Regions from separate parts of the Homo sapiens genome. Here all the other regions are linked to region 1. A link is an interaction called in ENCODE POLR2A ChIA-PET data of the cell type or tissue named here. Cell type or tissue: GM12878. All regions are shown on one strand. Region 1 overlaps LINC01252 (long intergenic non-protein coding RNA 1252). Region 2 overlaps LRP6 (LDL receptor related protein 6). Region 3 overlaps ETV6 (ETS variant transcription factor 6). Region 4 overlaps DUSP16 (dual specificity phosphatase 16).

Region 1 (5,000 bases):
ATGGTGAAGCATGTCTCAGAATGTAAACCTATTTTCTTCACTTTTCATTGCTCTGTGGGATGACAAACTTTAATGAACAGATGAGACTCATTGGAAACTAGTTATTGTCTATGGCCATACCACTCTGAATGTGCTGGATCTTGTCTGAAAACTAATAATTAATGAGTAGAGAAACAGGGGTGCTGTTAAGGTGTTTAAAAATCCTTAAAAGCCCTCACATAAGTCAAACATGCCCCTAGTCATTTTGTTTATGCTATGAATTCACCTGGCAAATTGTTTCATACGTAATTCAGAGGTAAGTTTCAGATCAGCTTATGTAGAAACAATTGCAAATGAATGGAACTGAATTTCTGAGGTTTTATTTTGTTTTACTTTTTGAGACAGACTCTCGCTCTGTTGCCCAGGCTCGGCTTACTGCAAGCTCTGCCTCCTGGGTTCAAGCGATTCTCCTGCCTCAACCTCCCGAGTAGCTGGGATTACAGGTGCGTGCCACCACACCCGGCTAATTTTTGTGCTTTTAGTAGAGACGGAGTTTCACCACGTTGGCCAGGCTGGTCTCAAACTCCTGACCTCAAGTGATCCGCCTGCCTCGGCCTCTCAAAGTTATGGGATTACATAGTTACAGGCATGACCCACTGCACCTGGCCTGAAATTTTATTTTAAATAGAAAGATATTAATAGCATTTGGTATCCCATCTTTGTTCATATTCGGTCTCGCATGCTGTACATCAACCAAAATGTGTTGTGTAATTTGTTCATTTTTATTTCTGGTCATATATACTCACTCTAACTTTTGATGATACAAATAACAAAGCTTTTTCTTCTTCAAATTAGAGAGAAAAAGGAAAAAATTATCAAAGATAAAAGGGCCCCAGGAAAAACACCAAAATATTAATAATGGTTACCTCGAACTGTGAGACTATGGGCGATTTTACTGTTTTGTATAATTTTTGTATTTCCCAAGTGCTCTATAGTTAGCACACCTTGCTTCTTTAAGAAAACTTGAAATAAAATTATAAAATACTTGAATGCATCATTCTAGTAGATTTAGCCTAAAATGTTAATTTTAAGAGCATAGTACTTAAGGAGTAGCGAGGGCATGGTGGCTCATGCCTGTAATCCCAGCCAGCACTTTGGGAGGATGAGGTGGGAGGATTGCTTGAGGCCAGGAGCTTGAGACCAGCCTGGGCAACATAGCAAAACCCCATCTCTACAAAATTGTACAAAATTAGCCAGGCATAGTGTTGTACACTTGTACTCCCAACTACTTGGGAGACTGAGGTGAGAGTATCCTCCAGTGCAGTTGGAGCCCAGGAGTTTGAGGCTGCAGTGAGCTATGATCATGCCACTGAACTCTTGCCTGGGTGACAAAATGAGACCCTGTCAAAAAGAAAAAAAAAAAAAGAGAGAAGCTGAGTCATAATGGCAGAGCACTGTGTCGAGAGCCACAAATGTCCACTCTTAAAGAGCAAGATAATGGACTGATAGAGCTGCTTCTTATCAGAATAGCTGGGCTCAGGGAGACCTGTGTGTCCCGTTCCTCAGCTTGTGGCTGATGACATTATTTTATTCTGTTCCTGCTTTCATATGTTCTTACAACATTAACCATAAACTGAGGCAACTTCAAGATGTATCTGTTCCTTGCAACCTAAAAGAAGCTGCCTGGCATAAACAAATGTATAGGTTATATAATAAAATCAAAACTAACAACAACAAAACACTGATAAATAGTCTAGAAGGTACATTTTGTCTGTGTTTTAAATTATTTTCTAAGGATTGGGTACTGGACTTAAAATGGACAGACCAAAGAGATAAGAACTTTTCTAATCCTGCCAAAGAGTTTTTCATAAATTGCTTTGATTACTATTTAGTGGATTGTTATTTTGGTATGATTTTTTATTTTTTAATTTCTTATTTTGTGAATTTTCTATTTCAGTTCTCTATGTAGCAGGCGCTGTACTTTGGCCAAGCCAATCTCCATTTGCAACATGTTTCTCCCTTACTTGACTCCACTATAGAGAGAGTAAAAGCTAAATTTTGATGTTCCACCCCCACCCCCTTATTGATATGAGAAATAAGTCTTCTGGTGCATTCCTCTCCAATTTCTGTCTTCTTTCCACTTGAGCTGCCAGGAGATGCAACAGTCGTTTTGAAACCAAAAAGATAAAAACTGCATACTAAGAATGCATGAACCTAAAGATTTACAGAGCCTGGGACACTGGGGATACTTGGAGTCAATGTATCAGCCTTGGACTGATTCCCATGGGACTTCTTATTACCCAAGTGAAACAGTCCTTCCTTTCATCTGTTAAGCCACTATGGTATGTTTTGCTGGTTCTCGTAGCCAAATACAGTTTTGACTGCTATACCCATTTTTTTCTTATGGATGTTCATGACTTCTTTTATATTGTGGATTGTATTGTGAATATGTATCTTATTTGTTGCAAATATTTTCTCAGTCTTTTTGTCCTTTAATTTAAGATATTATTCAATGCTTGTAAGGTTTTTATGTTTATGCTGTTATATATATCCATTTTTTCTGATTTATTCAATTGAAAAATTGAGAAACGTAATTGATAATTTTGAACATTATCGAAGAAGACATCAATAAAACAAAACATAGTCTAGCAATTACAAAACAGAAAAACAGCAATGAAGTTTTGTTTGGTTTGGTTTGGTTTTTTGAGACAGGGTCTTGCTCTGTTGCCCAGGCTGGAGATCAGTGGCGTGAACACAGCTCACTGCAACCTTGACCTCCTGGGATCAAGCTATCCTCCCGCTTCGGCCTCCCGTGTAGCCAGGCCTACAGGCGTGAGCCATGACACCTGGCTAATTTTTAAACTTTTTGTAGAAATGGAGATCTCATGTTGCCAAAGCTGATCTTAAATTCCTGGGCTCAAGTAGTCCTCCCGCCTCAGCCTCCCAAACTGCTAGGGCTTCAGGTATGAGCCACCATACCCAGACACAGTGAAATATAAAAATATATATTACATATAATGTATTATAGTAAAATATGTAACAATAATAATAATGAAAATGGGTTGAACTTCTTAAACTTCGCTATTAAAAGACAGTGGTTCTCAAGCTGGTTAAATACACACCCTTGCACTTACAAGCATATACACACACAGTCTATGTAGGTTATAAAACATACTCAAACCAAAATAAGCATAAACATTGAAAGCAAAATGATAAGCAAAGATATACCAAGAAATTAAAATAAAAAGAAAGCAGGAATTAACATCTGACAAAGTATAACTTAAGGTAGAAAATGAAAAGTAGGGTAAAAATCTCCACTTTATTGATAAAGCTGTGCTGTAGTATGAGTTGTGTAATTTTATTCATAAACACTAGATAAATATATAGAGAACAAAACACAACAGAAAGACAAGAAGAAAATTACAGAAACTAATTGTATTGGGAAGTTTTAACACATTTTACTCTTTGGCAGGCAAAATAAGTAATACCTAAATGTAGAGACAGCTGAGTAATATAATTCCGGGGTCCCCAGTACCCAGGCCATGGACCAGTACCTGTTGATGGCCTGTTAGGAACTGGGCCACACAGCAGAAGGTGGCAGGGGGTGGTGAGTGAGCATTACCGCCTGATCTCTGCCTCCTGTCAGATCAGCAGCAGCATTCGATTCTCATAGGAGCAAACCATGTGAACTGTGCATGCAAGGGATCTAGGCTGTGAGCTCCTTATGAGAATCTAGTGCCTGATGATCTGAGGTGGAACAGTTTCATCCTGAAACCCTCCACCCAACCCCCATCCGTGGGAAAATTGTCTTTTACGAAACCTGTCCCTGGTGCCGAAAAGGTTGGGGATGGTTGATGTAAGTAACATATTTTATTTAATAAATACTTATAAAATTATGTATGCGTCAAAACCACATGCCATCTTTTATAATGTGCCTGAAATATTTACTATAATTTAATGGTTTGTCTAAAAGTAAGTTTAAGAAATCACAAATTCCACAGGACTTATTATTCTCTTAGCATAAAGCAAAGGAAACTAATTTTAAAATTTAAGTTTAATAATATCTTGAAATATCTTTTGAGTGAAAGGGGAAATCCACTGTATGCTTATACCACATTTTGTTTATTCATTCACTAGTGGATGGAAATTTAGGTTGTTTCCACCTTGGGGCTATTATGAATAATGCTGCAATGAACATTCGTGTACAAGTTTTTGTGTGAACACGTGTTTTCAGTTCAGTTGGATATACATCCAACATTGAAATTGCTAGGTCCTATGTAACTCTATTTGTAATATTTTGAGAAATAGTCAAAGAGTTTTCCAAAGTTGCTGCATTTTCCATTTCAACCAGCAATGTATAAGGGTTCCAATTTCTCTGCATTCTCCCCCACAATTTTTATTGGCCATCTTTTTTATTATATAGCCATCATAGTGGGTGTGAAGCAGTATCACATGTTTTTTATTTTTTATTTTAATTTCCTTAATGACTAATGATGTTGAGCTTTTTTATGTACTTATTGATCATTTAGTTATCTTCTCTGAAGAAATGTCTATTCAAATAGTTGGCCCATTTTTACTTGGGTGGTCTTATACTGTTAAGTTTTGAGGTTATTTTATATCCTGGATAAAAGTCCCTTATTGGTTATATGATTTGCAAATACTTTCTCTCTTACTGTAGGTTGTCTTTTCACTTTCTTGATAGTGTCTTCTGAAGCAGAAAAAGTTTTCTTTTTAAGGAAGTCTAATTTATTATTATTACTTTTGGGGGCCACTTTTTTCTATGGTGTTATAGCTTGGAAGGCTTTGTCTAACCGCTGTTCATGCATATTTACTACAGCACTTTCTCCTAAGAGGTTTATAGTTTTGATTTTTTTTTTTTTTTGACGGAGTCTTGCTCTGTCATCCAGGCTGCTGGAGTGCAGTGGCGCAATCTCAGCTCACTGCAACCTCCACCTCCCGGGTTCAAGCGATTTTTCTGCTCAGCCTCCCGAGTAGCTGGGACTACAGGCACGTGCCACCAT
Region 2 (5,000 bases), 610 kb after region 1:
TGTGGAGATGCACACCTGTAATCCCAGCTAGTCGGTAGGCTGAGGCAGAATTGCTTGAACCTGAGAGGCAGAGGTTGCAGTGAGCTGACACCGCACCACTGCACTTCAGTCTGGGTGAAAGAATGAGACTCATCTCAAAAACAGTATAAAACAGTAGACAGAATTTTAATAGTATACTTTATTTAATCTAACACATCCAAAATTCTTTTCTCTCAACCTGTAATCAATATTAAAATTTTATTAATGACATTTATGGTTTTTTTTTTAATACTAGGTCTCTTAGAATGTGTTTTACAATTAAAGTACATCCTAATTCAACCTAGGCACATTTTAAGTTCTGCAGAGCCACATGTAATTAGTGGCTACATATTGCACTGTGCTGGATTAGAGTCTTCAGAGTGGTGACTACATACAGCCTATAATAAAATTAATTGGTTCCTTTTTTAGTTTACATCACTGTCCCCTCTATACCTGTCACCTTCAGGCTTACCTCAGATCGATCAGGCTCACTAAAGCTTCAAACAAATGTCTTTTATTTGGTCTTTCTTTCTTCCAAGCTATATACTATTTAATTCTAATATGAAGTTAAAATTACTTCACACACACACACACACACACACACACACACACACACACACGTCTTAGATGAAAAAAACTACTTTTTTTCTTCTTGTCACATTTGCAAGTTTACATATAAAACACTAGCTAAGAGGTTAGTTAGAAGGAGCAACAAAGACCTGATTCTTTCATTTATTTTAGGCTATGTCAAAAAGGAAGTATTAAGACCATAGATATATTATTAGAAAACCCATTTCTGCCATCTCCTTAGCCCTCCTGCTTAAGACACGCTGCAGTCTAGATCAGCCATGTACTAACAATGGTTAAAACTAGGTAGTTCATGGTCGTCTCTACTCTGCTTTCTATACTCTGACATTTTCCATAATTTTTAAAAAATGAAGAGAAAAAGCTAAGAAGCAAGTCCAAGGACACACAAATAATAATGATGATGATAACTGCTGTTATTAATAAATGCTATTATTGGCCGAGCGCGGTGGCTCACGCCTGTAATCCCAGCACTTTGGGAGGCCAAGGAGGGCGGATCACCAGGTCAGGAGATCAAGACCATCCTGGCTAACATGGTGAAACTCCATCTCTACTAAAAACACACACACAAAAAACTAGCCAGGCGTGGTGGCGGGTGCCCGTAGTCCCAGCTACTCAGGAGGTTGAGGCAGGAGGATGGCGTGAACCCGGGAGGTGGAGCTTGCAGTGCACCGAGACTGTGCCACTGCACTCCAGCCTGGGCGACAGAGTGAAACTCAGTCTCAAAAAAAAATAAAATAAATAAATAAATAAATAAATAAATAAATAAATAAACGCTATTATCATTTTTGTTAGTATGGTATAGAAAGGAATTATAAGGATCCTCCGAAGAGATTAAGGGATCACCAGCTTAAACAATATCTGACTGTGAGACTTTGCATCTAAACACACAGATAATGTATTTTCCTTCACACAAAGTCCAATTTCTGAAATGTTTCCTTCCATTACTTTTGTAGAGGTGACACTATTAGAAAACTGACTTCTCCACTAAGTATTTCTCTTGTACCAGCCACACAATCTTTTTCTACCGGGCACAAGTTAACCATAGTGAAATAAGAACATGTTGCTCTGTCTTAAAGAAATCACTATTCCATTTCTCATATTCCTGTAAAAGTTTTGGACAGGTTACTAGGTCTATAAATACAGTTTAAGCTCCTTATGTTTAAAATAACACAAATCCTGGCAAAAGCTTGTTTGTATATTCTGAACCCAGAACAAATGAACCACTTTAGGCAATTCCAAAAGATTACACTTATGCTTTAAAAACTGTGCCAATGTTAATTAAATCTGACAACTCTTAAGGGTGTACTTCACTGTATTACCTCAGAGTGGTTTAATTAGTTAAACTGAAATTAGGCTTCTGTCACTTCTAAAATCTAACTCCAAATCTGAACCAGAGTCTCCAGTGGTTTCAGCTGCTTTGACCACACTGTGGCACATTGGTTTAACATTCTGAAATATTCTAAACCACACTGAGAATATAGGCTACAAGAGGAAATAGACGTGGGTTAACCATAACATTATCTGCACAAAGAAGAAGTAATGGCAAATCTTCTACAGACATCACATCCAGTTTTTGAGTCATTTCATCAGCTCATTAAATGTCAAGACAGGACTGCCCATGCAATCTTGGAATGCAGCCAGTCTACTACCAAAATTGCTGCTATGCAACTTCACTTGACAAGACAAGTTCAAGGAACAGATGCAGGAGGACAACCAAGCAACCACCATAAAATGTGCTAGAGTTGGAATGCTATAAAGTTCTAGAAGAGAAACTCAAATTATGCCCAAAATGAACCACTCCTCTTCTAATGTTCCAGACAATATCCAAAACAAGCAGTGAATTAAAAGCTTATACATAAGGAAGACAGATATGACTGAGGGTTGGGGAGCATATTTTTTCTGATACAACTTCATAGAACATAAAATATAATTTCACACAAATGGGATTTTAAAACACAGAATATTTATCCACGGAAATAACATTTCAATCATGCCAAATCTCACTGAGATGACAAGTATAAAGAAATGCTTTGGACCCAGTAGGTGAAGTAAAGGGACACCACACACCTGTTTGAGAGAGAGGTAGGGGCAATTACAGTGCTATATTCAAAGCCTTTTAACCTACTTCAAGATACATTAAGTCTGAGTACATATAAGTGATTTTAAATATGAAAAGAATTGAAGTATCATAGTTACTCTGGGTAGTTTTATAATATTTTTTGCAAGGAATCAGGCATTGAATATTAAAGATTTGCAATTACTATGCTCTTTTTCTGTTAGAGCTAAAAATTGCTACTGTGACCAAAGCTTTCTAAAACCTGAATTACTCCAGGAAACGAAAAAATTGAGAACAGAGTTCCAGATGAAGGCATCATGATGACGAATGTCAACATCCTGGTCAATTATACTCAACTGCTTCATAAGACACTTCTGAAAGCCTCACTGTCCTGAGGCCCCAAAAACCTAATAGGGAAAAGATTAACATGTCAACAAGGGAAAACTGCCCTCTCTGCTCTCATTCTTTTTAAGCACAGCTAAAATAAATTCTTTTGTTTTTGGGGGGACAGGGTCTTGCTCTGTTGCCCAAGCTAGAGTTCAGTGGCATGATCTCAGCTCGCTGCAACCTCTGCCTCCCAGACTCAGGTGATCCTCCCACCTCAGCCTCCAGGGTAGCTGGGACTACAGTTGCACACCACAATGCCTAGCTAATTTTTGCATTTTTTATAGAGATGGGGTTTTGCCATGTTGCCCAGGCTTGTCTCAAACTCCTGGGCTCAAGTGATCTTCCCACTTCAGCCTCCCAAGTAGCTGGGACTCCAGGAGTGCACTACCACGCCCAGCTAATTTTTATTTTCTGTAGAGCCGGGGATCTCACTATATTACCCAGGCTGGTTTCAAACTCCTAGCCTCAAGGGATCCAGGGATCCTCCCACCTCAACCCTTCCAAAGTGATAGGATTACAAGTGTGAGCCACTGTGCCCAATAATCAACTAGCAATTTTCAAATAGGAATTCACAAATTTCATTGTTATGCGATGTACCCCAGACACAAAATAACACAACAGGCCAGCACCAGGTTTACAACTCAATGAACATTAAGTCCAAACTCCAGGTGCTCTGCTGAGTTGAGGAATCTAATGATGGAGTTTATCAATATCATTCTTCTCTGATCATATGTTATGAAGATTTGGGGAGAAATATATATCCATACTAACATACAGTACATGTTGTGTGGTAAAGTAGCACAAATGGGCAAATATTTAGGTATTTAAATTAGTTATTTTGAATATTTCTCAAACTGAAGTATAATCAATCTTTCTTTTTTTTTTTTAAGCAGAGTCTTGCTCTGTTGTCCATGCTGGAGTGCAGTGGCCTGATCTCGGCTCACTGCAACCTCCGCCACCCGGGTTCAAGCAATTTTCCTGCCTCAGCCTCCTAAATAGCTGGGATTACAGGCGCATGCCACCACGTTTGGCTAATTTTTGTATTTTTAGTAGAGACGGGGTTTCACCATGTTGGCCAGGCTGGTCTCGAACTCCTGGCCTCCAGTGATCAGCACACCTCAGACTCTCAAAGTGCTGGATTACAGGCGTGAGCCACCGTGCCCAGCCTCAAACTGAAGGTATAATCAATTTTAAGAAACACAATGTTACAAATTGGCAAAGATTCAAAAGGAAGTACTTGTTGATACTTGTCATATTATCAGAACAGCCTTATCTCAACAATAGATTTATTATAATTTCTTAATGAGGAATTAATCTTACAAACCAACAGTAAAAAAAATTATCAACAGGTTCCTATATGTTTTTAACAGTACAAAGGCTAAGATACCAGACAAAGAAACTCCTTTAAAAAAGAAGTTTGAATACTTGGGAAACAAATTTCCTTATTAGGGTATTGATGAAATAAAGGAAGTTATCATAGGAAAATGTAGCCCTGCAATTTCAGGCTTAGAATATGAAACAGAACATTCAGCAAATGCCAAGTTTTCAGTACACATCATACAAAATAATACCTTCTTTATTCAAAAGTTCTTGGTACTAAAGGTTCTAATAAACCTTGTTTCTGTTTCCCAACAAAGGTGTGCCAGGTAAAATTAGATTTGTACAAAACTAGCTATGGACATTGTATCCTCTTAAAGTAGGGAAGCTTACTCTAAGATTTAAAGCAAATACACATGTTCTTACAGTAGACATGAAAATCTCTCTTTTTATCTATACTATCAGGTGTTGCTGCATTGTCAGTAGAAACTCAGAAATGAAAGTGGGCAGGAGAAACCAAAATAAAAAGTATATAATGAAAAAACAGGTCGGGCATGGTGGCTCAAACCTATAATCCCAACACTTTGGCAGGCCGAGGTGGGTGGATCATTTGAGGTCAGGAGTTCGAGGCCAG
Region 3 (5,000 bases), 210 kb after region 1:
TTAGATTGCTCATACCATAAAGCTGTTTCTAAGATTGGTCTCGGGAAGGTCCAAGATCAGGATTGAAGTATGAAAAATCTTGGCCAGGTGCAGTGGCTCATGCCTGTAATCCCAGCACTTTGGGAGGCCGAGGCAGGTGGGTCACAAGGTCAGGAGATCCAGACCATCCTGGCTAACATGGTGAAAGCCCGTCTCTACTAAAAATACAAAAAATTAGCTGGGTGTGGTGGCGGACACCTGTAGTCCCAGCTACTCGGGAGGCTGAGGCAGGAGAATGGCGTGAACCCGGGAGGCAGAGCTTGCCGTGAGCCGAGATTGCACCACTACATTCCAGCTTAGTGACAGAGTGAGACTCCATCTCAAAAAAAAAAAAAAAAAAAATGAAATCTTGATCTTATTGCCTTGTCACCTTTTTGTCTTAAGTTTACTTTGTTGGTATAAAGAATTTTTTTTAATTCAGCAAGAGCTCAAAGAGCCATATATATATATATAAATTTTTTTTTAATTAAAAATCTTTCTGCTCAAGTCTCAACTACAGTGAGACTGAATGGAAAATGCAAAAGCTCTTGACATGATGTCGGAATGAACAAGATGGAGAGGTTGAATTTGAGAACATGGTTTCCTTATTGTGAAATTCCAGTTTCAGAACATTGGCACTGTCTGGTTCAAATATAAATACACATTATTTTATTGTAATCCGCTAGTTTAAATTGTTTATTCTGCTTATAAGGAAGAGATCCATGATAGCTGTGAACCCCTTTGAAGGAGACTTTATCCATGGCTCAGTCCAAGGTGTTTGAAGCACTTTTCTCATGGCCTGGCTGGAAAGACTTTCAGAAATAAGCAGGGTTCTGGTAGGAAAATGAAGGCAGTTGAGGAAAACAGTGCACATATTTGTAAGAGGACTATACTTGGTATCTTGGAAAACATAAACAGACCCTAGACTGTCTACCCCAAGTCTGGGAAGGCGGTCCTCTGAAGCTGAGGTTCTCCTGGAACTCCCTTCCACAGGGCTGCGTTGCAAATGCCATTGTGGAGGCATCACCCGATGTGGTGGACCTGAACATTGGGGAAATGCAGTGCTGCCTGCTGCTGCGCTGGCTGGCATCTGCCCTCCTCCGTCTCCTGGGTGCTGCCACAGAGAAGAGAGAGAGAGTGAAGCGGGCAGAGACTGGCTGTTGCCATCACACAACTGAGGGCGGACCTGGAGCTCAGCCGGCTGAGGGTTTGAGAGACCGTTGGGAGCAAGACCCAACCACAAGGCCCATGGAAGAGGAAGTTGGCAGATCTCAGAAAGGGGAGGAAAAGGAGAGGTGCTTATTTGTTCATCTTGTTTTTGCTTTTAAGGAAAGGAGGAGAGTTAAATGAGAAAGGAGGGCGAGTTGAGAAGGTTCTGAGCAGTTTCAGGTCCACGGTTGAGCAATGTTCTTCCTGGTCAACAAACTGCCTGGATTTCATTTTGGCCTGACAACAGCCCCACCACCTAGGGAACTGCACAGAGATCCTGTGTGTTAACCACGCAAGAGAGTCTGCAGTTAGAATACTGGGGCTTGTGCAGAGAGAAGAATTCAGAAAGTCAAAGGCTGGATGTAGGTGAAGAGACTATGGACTCTGCCTTCATGTCATCAGTTAAAGTGCCCTGCACACCTGCCTGTCCTAGGTCCTGTAGGGATGTGATATAACAAGCATGAGCTATACCTTAGTGTCTGTGTTCCAGAACTTTGTTGGCTCCCGAAGCACCTTTCCCTCCTCCCAAGAGGAATAAACAAATGTAAATAAATGGTGCCCAGGTTTTCATTTGGCTCACAAAAGATTATATAAAACTCATAGTCTGTCTGAAGTATGTTACCTGTAAACCTGTTTCAGCTAACCACCTTTTCTAGCACAATCAAGCTGGTAAAATACATGCCTGCACGCCAGCCACGGTACTGAGGACCACATCAAAACTGCTCCTTGAAGGAACTTGGAGAAAATGAACAACCAGCAACTTGTTAGCTGGTCTCTGAATGACAGAGGGTACTGCTTTAGATGTCCCCCAGGAATTCTGAGTTTATGCAGCAGAGGGACCGTAGCCCCGGGGTCAGGCAGGACAAGGGGATCAGACCTTCCTCTTGCTATGTGTGGATCATTATTCAGCTGAATGTCTCTAATCAGGAACTCTGGGCATAAAAACACGATCTCTGCAGACTTGTGTGTGGCTAGACGCCCTCTGTGTGCTGTATTTGTAATTCTCTGTCTCTGTATGGTTTCAGCCTTGGAAGAAGCTTTGAACCAGTGATGAGTTTGCTTTCCGCAGTCAAAACTGTGGTTTGAGAATTTCACTGTTAATAATTGGGAGTAAAGGAAAAAGCTGGGCTATTGAAGGGTAAAGCCGATGTCCCTAGGACTGTGGCCTCAGGAAGATGACTGGATGGCGGCAGCAGAACTGATGGCAGAAACCAGGGAAGCTGATGTTGTATTGCAGCCTCCCTCACACAGATTCTAATCCTAGAAAGTGGACTGTGGAAAAAAACTTAACTATTCACAACAAACGTTTACCAGTCTTATTTAGTGGCAGGCCTTGTGATGAGTGCTGGGGTTAAACCATAAGTCAAATACAGACACTGCTGTCTTTATTATTCATTAAAATGTCTTTAGGGTAATTTTGTATTTACATCTTCAGCAAATATTAACTGAGCACCTGTGATCAACCACATAGCTGCTAGGCACTGTGAATACCGTGGTAGACAAGAACAGACGCTTTTCTTGTTAATCCGTGGAATTTACAATCTAGAGGGGAGACTCCACCTACCCCACCAGATGTGTGCAGAAGGCGCCATCACTGCTTTAGTTTCAGGTCTTTGCTCAGGTCATTGCTCACACTGAGTCCACATTTATAAGTTTTCCTGTCGGGTGAGCTGCCGAAGGGCCAGGGAACGTGATAAACCATACAAGCAGCGCATCCAAGAAGTGGTTTCTGAGCAGTCACTGAGACAGCGAGGGTTCCCTGCACTGAGCACCAAGTTATTACTATTTTCCATACACGTCAATATGTTATTGATTGCTTCACTGTGCTGATCTGTTTTTGTTTCATGTGGCTCTTTGGGTCTGTCTAACCTGGTATTTTCAGTCTCACCAGCATTTCTAAAGTTCTAGAGACCCATTTCATCCACCTTACACCATGTCTACCACAGTGCCAGGCATCAAGCCTGCTAATTGTGCTTGATGGTGATTATTACCAGCCCCGGATTTGTAAGAGTCACCAGCAGTGGCATTTCAAGATTTAGCCTGGGAGCTCACGGTTATGTGGAAAGAGGGGCTCAAGACTAAGCCCAGGGAGGTTTTGGGGTGATAGAATTGATTCTTTACACTGAACGTGAATCCTCAGTGATGTTTTGATGAGGATGCGGGACATTGTGCTATGCTAAAGCCCGTCACAGCAGCATTAAAAATGTCCCAGTATGGAGACCTGACTTACACCTTGGCTCAATCATTAAATTAAATAACTCACCAAAGAATAAATACCAACAAATACTAGAAATGTTGATTTTTAGAATAATAAAATATCAGTTTTTGTTTTTTGAACTGGCAGGGAATTTTTTTTTTTTTCTTTTTGTAGAGACAGTATCATGCTATGTTTCCCAGGCTGGTCTCCAAGTCCTGGCCTCAAGCTATCCTCCTGCTGTGGCCGCCCAAAGTGCTGGGATAAAAGGCATGAGCCACCACACCCAGCCAGAATTTTTTAAATGTTAATTTTCAATACACATGTAGCTATGAGGAGATGGACACATTCTTTCTATCTGACACACCTGGTCACTCCAAACGTTCAGCACTTCACATGGGAGGCTACATATGGAAGTGAAATGAAAAATCACCAGCAGCCGCAGAACAAAAATATAATCCAGTGAGCATAACTTTTATGGAAGCACTTCAGCAATATGGGTAAAGGACCTGAAAACACTTTTGCTCTTTGGCTCACTAATTCCTTTTCTAATAACCCATCCCTAGGGAACACTCTCCGATGCTGACAAACCTTCTTACACATGGTTCTGCAGAGCAGCAGAGGCCACCACCAGCAAGGTTCAATAAATTAAGGCAGGTCATTATGTGGGACTATTATGCACTAATTAAAAATCACATTTTTTAGGCCGGGCGCAGTGGCTCACGCCTGTAATCCCAGCACTTTGGGAGGCCAAGGCGGGTGGATCACAAGGTCAGGAGACTGCGACCATCCTGGCTAACACAGTGAAACCCCGTCTCTGCTAAAAATATTTAAAAAATTAGCCAGGCGTGGTGGCAGGTGCCTGTAGTCCCAGCTACTCGGGAGGCTGAGGCAGGAGAATGGCGTGAACCTGGGAGGCGGAGCTTGCAGTGAGCCGAGATAGCGCCACTGCACTCCAGCCTGGGTGACAGAGTGAGACTCCGTGTCAAAAAAAAAAAAAAAAAAAAAAATCACGTTTTTTAAATGCTCATATAATATAATTGAAAAGGCAGGGTACAAATCTCTCTCTTCAGAGTCATCTCAATTGTTTTTAATCCATAAAAATAAACCAAAAGGCTATGGAGGAAAATAGTTATTGTGGTTATCTCTAGGTAGAAGGATTGTGGGTAGAATTTCTTTCTCTTTACTGTGGAGTTTTTTTGTTTTTTTTTTCTTCTGGCATTGCCCAGGATTATTTCTGTCCATCAGGGCGTAGTGGGTCACTTCTGTACCCAGCAGCTTGCACCTAGATTTATTGTGTCAAAATGCAAATCTGGGCGTGCATTTTCCATTGTCCCCTCCCCACCTGCGCTTAAAACCCCTCCTTGTCTTCCTGCTGTAAGTAGGATAAATGCACCAGCTGTACTGGGCCTTTCCCATTTCCCATGCTGATCACATTCTCTCGCCTCTTTCTTCTGGCTACAACACACTTCTTCATTCCAAACCCTTCCCCCTGACCCACCTCCACCCCCCACCCTAGCAAGATTAATTCCCTGTAATTCTAGTTCATCCTTTTGGCCCCAGTTTAAGCCATTTATTC
Region 4 (5,000 bases), 990 kb after region 1:
ACTGTCTCAATTAAAAAAAAAAAGTCTTTGTTAGTTTTTGGTTGGTGGGTATTATCAAAATATCATTCTTACCAATTCTTTCTCAAGTCAACCCAAGATGTTTAACTAAAGCTACGAAGGAAGAGGAAATAATACTATGCTTCATATACCATGTACAGTTTACAAAACAAGTCAAGAACTATCTTCTCGAGGAATTTTCTTTTCCACCAACCAAACAATAACAACAAAAACCAAGCAACAACAACAAATAAACCCACTACAAAATAAGCCAGCATGGCAATACATATACCTTAGTATTCTGAGAAGTGATCCAAAGAGCACACAGCTCAGCTGCTCGGGAAGAGAAGGAGCTGTTACACTGTGAGCCGAAAAAGGTGACTGGAAACAACCACCCATCATTTTGGAAAAGAAGAAGTCAGGTCAGCCACAGGGTCAAAGCTGGAGGTGAGGTCAGAGACCCCGTTCTAGAGTGAGCACATGGCTCAAATAAGAGTCCATGCCCAAGACTATAAGTCAACCCCTTGCAAACTGCAACTCAAAGCTCAAAACACAGTGCTCTAAGCTAGAGATATAATGGAACGGCTATAAAAAGCAACAGGTGTAAGAACTGACTGAAATTATTTGACAAACATTTGTCAAAAGCCTACTCTACTATCCTGGGATATAAACTGTGTATTTAAAAACTAGTACAACGCACACTGTAAGTAGCATATACTTCTCTACACATCTTTCCCCATTTATTTTAAGAGAAATAATGGATATATTAAATATTAATTATCTTGCCATACCATTACATCTTTTTTCTATAAACGCAATTTGCCCCACCCCAACATACATAGACATTAAAACAAACCTGAATTCTTCTGTCTTTCCCAAATATTTTTGAGGAGTACAAGTCAGATTAACTTTTATTACACATACCACAGACCCACAGCATTTATAGCTGTAATTCTTTTCTAAATTAAGGCCAAGCATGGTGGCTCACACCTGTAATCCCAATGCTTTGGGACGCCGAGGTGGGAGGATTGATTGAGCCCAGGAGTTCAAGACTAGCTGGGCAACATAGCAAGACCCTGTCTCTACACAAAATAAAAAATTAGCTAGGTATAGTTGCACATGCCTATAGTCCTAGCTATTTGGGAGGCTGAGGTGGGAGAATCCCTTGAACCGAGGAAGTCAAGGATGTAGTGAGCTGTGATGACACCACTGCACTCCAGCTTGGGCGACAGAGTAAGACCATGTCTCAAAAAAATAAAAATTAAATAAATTAAGCATTTAGTTTAGGAGGAAATCAAGAGAGCACTAAAGAATTTCCTACCTTGTATTAAAATTGTTTCCCATAGGTTTATCTCAAGTATTTTGTAGATGAAAATTGGTTAGGTGCATACAGAATAATTCTTGAGGGATTTGGTTCTATAGACACACTTAATATCAACACTTTTTAAAATCCTTTACCTCAATTTCACCTATAAAAAAGTTTTGCTGGTCACAGTGGCTTGTGCCTGTAATCCTAGCACTTTGGGAGACTAAGGCAGGAAGACTGCTTGAAGCCAGGAGTTTAAGACCAGCCTGGGCAACAAAGTGAGACCCCCATCTCTATAAAAATAATAAAAATAAATAATAATAATTAGCCGGGTGTGGTGGCATGCACCACCTGTGGTCTCAGCTACTTGGGAGGCTGAGGCAGGAGGACTGCTTGAGCCCAGGAGTTTGAGACTACAGTGAGCTATGATTGCTCTATTGCACTTCAGCCTGTGTGACAGAGACAGACCCCATCTTTAATTAAAAAAAAAAAAATTAAAAACTGCAAAAAGAGTGAAGGGCACATATTTCTTAAAGAATGCTTCAGAAGAACAAAATGTGCCCCAAAACATGAAATAGCTCCTGATAATATCAGTTTTTAGTTGACCACTATGAAGGACATCTTCTAAACAATAACAAAACAAACCTGGCAGTCCAATAACTACAGGAAAGATCAAGACTTCCCCATTTTGGAACATCTTTGCTTCAGGTTTTTACTTTTTGTAGTAATACAGGAACAATATGCCATAGGGACAAGAGTTGAACAGGTGTCATCCCTTACCCTATTTTACCTATTGGTAATTAAGCCTAACAGTTTATTGTCTGTACATCTTTTCTTTTGTATGTTCCCATACAAAACAATCTTTGGAATTTAGCTTCACTTTATGACACTATGGTGATTATTGTTCCTAACAGAGAGTCTAACCTAAGAATATAGCCCAATACGTGAAAAAGCTAACTGAACAGTAAACAATGACATTAATCTCATTGTAAAAAAACATGAGATTCTTAGCAAATGGCAGCAAAAGAACTGTGGATACATTAACAAGGCATTAAAAAAAAAATTTAAAGTTTCTGGCCGGGTGTGGTGGCTCACACCTGTAATCCCAGCACTTTGGGAGGCCAAGGCGGGTGGAACACGAGGTCAGGAGATCGAGACCATCCTGGCCAACGTGGTGAAACCCCGTCTCTACTAAAATACAAAAAAAAATTAGCTGGGTGCGGTGGCACACGCCTGTAGTCCCAGCTACTCGGGAGGCTGAGGAAGGGGAATCGCTTGAACCCGGGAGGCGGAGGCTGCAGAAAGCCGAGATGGCGCCACTGCACTCCAGCCTGGCGACAGAGCAAGACTCCGTCTCAAAAAAAAAAAAAAAAAAATCTAAGTTTCCATGCTTTGACCTAAAAAAAAGTCACATAGGTTTCTTTTTCTTTAATTCCCATTTCTTTTTTTAAAAACTGGTTAATGTGTAGATTTTTATTCAAATTCATTTGGACTGCACATGAATATTAAAAAGTTATAACATGAAGACTGTTCATTAGACTATCATAGGCAAAGCAAGTGATTCACAGAATAAGTGCAATTTATCGACCCTGATCATTACCTTTACTACCGACCACTATTTAACATCACTTTTTTAATGTACTGTTTACTTGTTTACTGTCTTTGTTTATTGTCCTGTCTTCTCCCACTAGAATATAAGTTACGTAAGGGCAAAAACTTTCTCTTATTTTCCACTGTATGGCCAGGGTCTAGCACTTGGTAGAGGATCAGCATAAATTTGCTGAATGAGATGGGTGAATACCTTCCGCCTTTCGCCTCCCCCACTTCCCTCTCTCCATACACATGTTAACCAATCTTTAAGGCCAGGGTCAAATTCTATTATCTCTATGAAGATTACCTCCCTGAGCCCTCTTTCTCTTTTGTACCTGAATTTGGCACTTGCCAGCTGTCTGGTAATTATCTTTGCATATGTATGTATCTCCCTTAAAATTCTTATAATCCTGTTCTCCATAACATGGGCCAGTGTCCCCAACTTTTGGAATCCATCTCAGCACATGTAAACAGCATACTGCTAACAAATGTTTTGCTTGATTCCTATCAGTAGTTAATCCAGAAATTCAGTTAATAATTTCAGTTTATAATGTATCCCTCCCTTTCAAATAACTCAAAATAGGCCATGATATTACAGCGAATCCCTCTTTTTATTTCTGACAATTTTAAATTTTACATTCTCATATAAGTAATGCTCATAATTTACCCTATCAATCACTATCCCTCAAGATTATATGTTTTTTTTTTTTTGATACACTGTCTTGCTCTGTTGCCCAAGCTGGAGCGCAGCAGTGCCATCATAGCTCACTGCAGCCTTGACCTCCCAGGCTCAAGAGATCCTCCCACTTCAGCCTCCAAAGTAGCCGGCACCACAGCTGCGTACTACTACCATACCTAGCTAATTTTTTGATTTTCTGTGGAAACAAGGTCTTTGTTGCCAGGGCTGTTCTCAACACCTGAGCTCAAGTGATCCTCCTGCCTTAGCCTCTTAAAGTGCTGGGATTATAGGAATGAGCCACCACGCCTGGCCTACATTTTTTAATGTAATAAAAAAATCTTGTGACTTTGTGGCAATACCTATAATGATGTTTCTAACCCCAGTCAAGAAGGGCGTGAAGTTTCATTCCTCTCTCTTGTTGCTGAGGTATCAGAGGGCATTTTTCCACTTATTCCTCTTTCCTTTCATGGCAAGATGTATTCTGTTCCCTTCCTTACTGATCATACTCCTGGCAAGCTTTTATTATTTCTTTGTACCTGTCCAAGGTAATCTGTCTTACATCCTTCTTTTGAGCCACTGTTTCCTCCAGTTATTTATTTGATTAAAATTCTAACTCCCTGTCTCAATCCATTTGTGTAGAAGAACCAGCTCTTCTTAAAGCCTGAGCCTGCTTCTTTAAATTCGGCCAACCTTTATGAACCTCTCTTCACACAGCCAACCCTTGATCATCAAGGATAATGAAATGCATACAAATAACAGATTGTCTACAACACAAGAAAATCAGAAAAAAAAAATTGACATCTGGCTTTGGAATTTATCATATGTAGCTTTGGGCAAGACTTATTTTCCTAATTATGTTTTTGTTTAAGCCAACATTCGGATTTTCTTTTATGATGGTGAATATCTCCGTTTTAAATGATCAGTAAATTTCTTTTAAAGCCAATCAAGCACCAACTATGGTTTTTCCTGTGAAATCTTTTTAACTAGTTTCTTTCATCTGTTGAAATCTGTCATAAAATCTGTTTTATTTCCTCTAAGTTATCTCCTTATTTTCTTGGGATTCTGATCCAAATCAGTTCACCCTATATTAATTTACTTCTTCAAATTAAAGTACCTTTTGCTTGAGAACTTAATGCATTTTAAAAACACTGAATGTCCAGTGAAATTTTTAGTTCAGGTAACACGAAGTAGAAAATTATTTTTGTCTAGGAAAACTTGGGAGTTCTAGGATAAATTATTACACTGGTAATTCTAGCAAATTATATTTAGTAGGATTTTTAGGATTAGCTGAAAATTGAAAAAATTTAATACTGGACAGCTATATAAGTCTGCTTCATCAATATATTAATCCCATATGCTAAACACTGTATGAAATTAAATTCCCAGTCCAGGGATTTACAGAAAATAGCATCAAAACACACTAACACA

The links. Peaks named below come from ENCODE experiments on the same cell type or tissue, not always from the same donor. Only the 100,000 strongest peaks of a DNase experiment are listed, where the experiment ranks them.
Region 2: POLR2A ChIA-PET joins it to region 1 with 7 read pairs; 1 of 35 experiments calls an interaction of 5 or more read pairs at or near these places.
Region 3: POLR2A ChIA-PET joins it to region 1 with 14 read pairs; 1 of 35 experiments calls an interaction of 5 or more read pairs at or near these places.
Region 4: POLR2A ChIA-PET joins it to region 1 with 5 read pairs; 2 of 35 experiments call an interaction of 5 or more read pairs at or near these places.

The regions. Positions count from the first base shown.
Region 1 is chr12:11,561,765-11,566,764 of GRCh38, forward strand. LINC01252 (long intergenic non-protein coding RNA 1252) reads left to right here. Exons shown (of 8, transcript NR_033890.1): 8 at 1,937-2,639. Among named protein-coding and RNA genes, the nearest start is that of LINC01252, 16 kb to the left of the region's middle. In GM12878, no CTCF peak of the experiment used is centred here; DNase peaks (open chromatin) are centred at 2,227, 3,717 and 4,158; H3K4me3 peaks cover 724 bases; H3K27ac peaks cover 4,394 bases.
Region 2 is chr12:12,170,195-12,175,194 of GRCh38, forward strand. The region is part of intron 7 of LRP6 (LDL receptor related protein 6); the gene reads right to left. Among named protein-coding and RNA genes, the nearest start is that of MIR1244-4, 61 kb to the left of the region's middle. RefSeq lists a silencer at 2,014-2,063. In GM12878, no CTCF peak of the experiment used is centred here; DNase peaks (open chromatin) are centred at 2,107 and 2,960.
Region 3 is chr12:11,772,832-11,777,831 of GRCh38, forward strand. The region is part of intron 2 of ETV6 (ETS variant transcription factor 6); the gene reads left to right. Among named protein-coding and RNA genes, the nearest start is that of ETV6, 130 kb to the left of the region's middle. In GM12878, no CTCF peak of the experiment used is centred here; no DNase peak of the experiment used is centred here; H3K27ac peaks cover 3,180 bases.
Region 4 is chr12:12,554,796-12,559,795 of GRCh38, forward strand. All of the region lies in intron 1 of DUSP16 (dual specificity phosphatase 16), which reads right to left. Among named protein-coding and RNA genes, the nearest start is that of DUSP16, 5.6 kb to the right of the region's middle. In GM12878, no CTCF peak of the experiment used is centred here; no DNase peak of the experiment used is centred here; H3K4me3 peaks cover 1,765 bases; H3K27ac peaks cover 876 bases.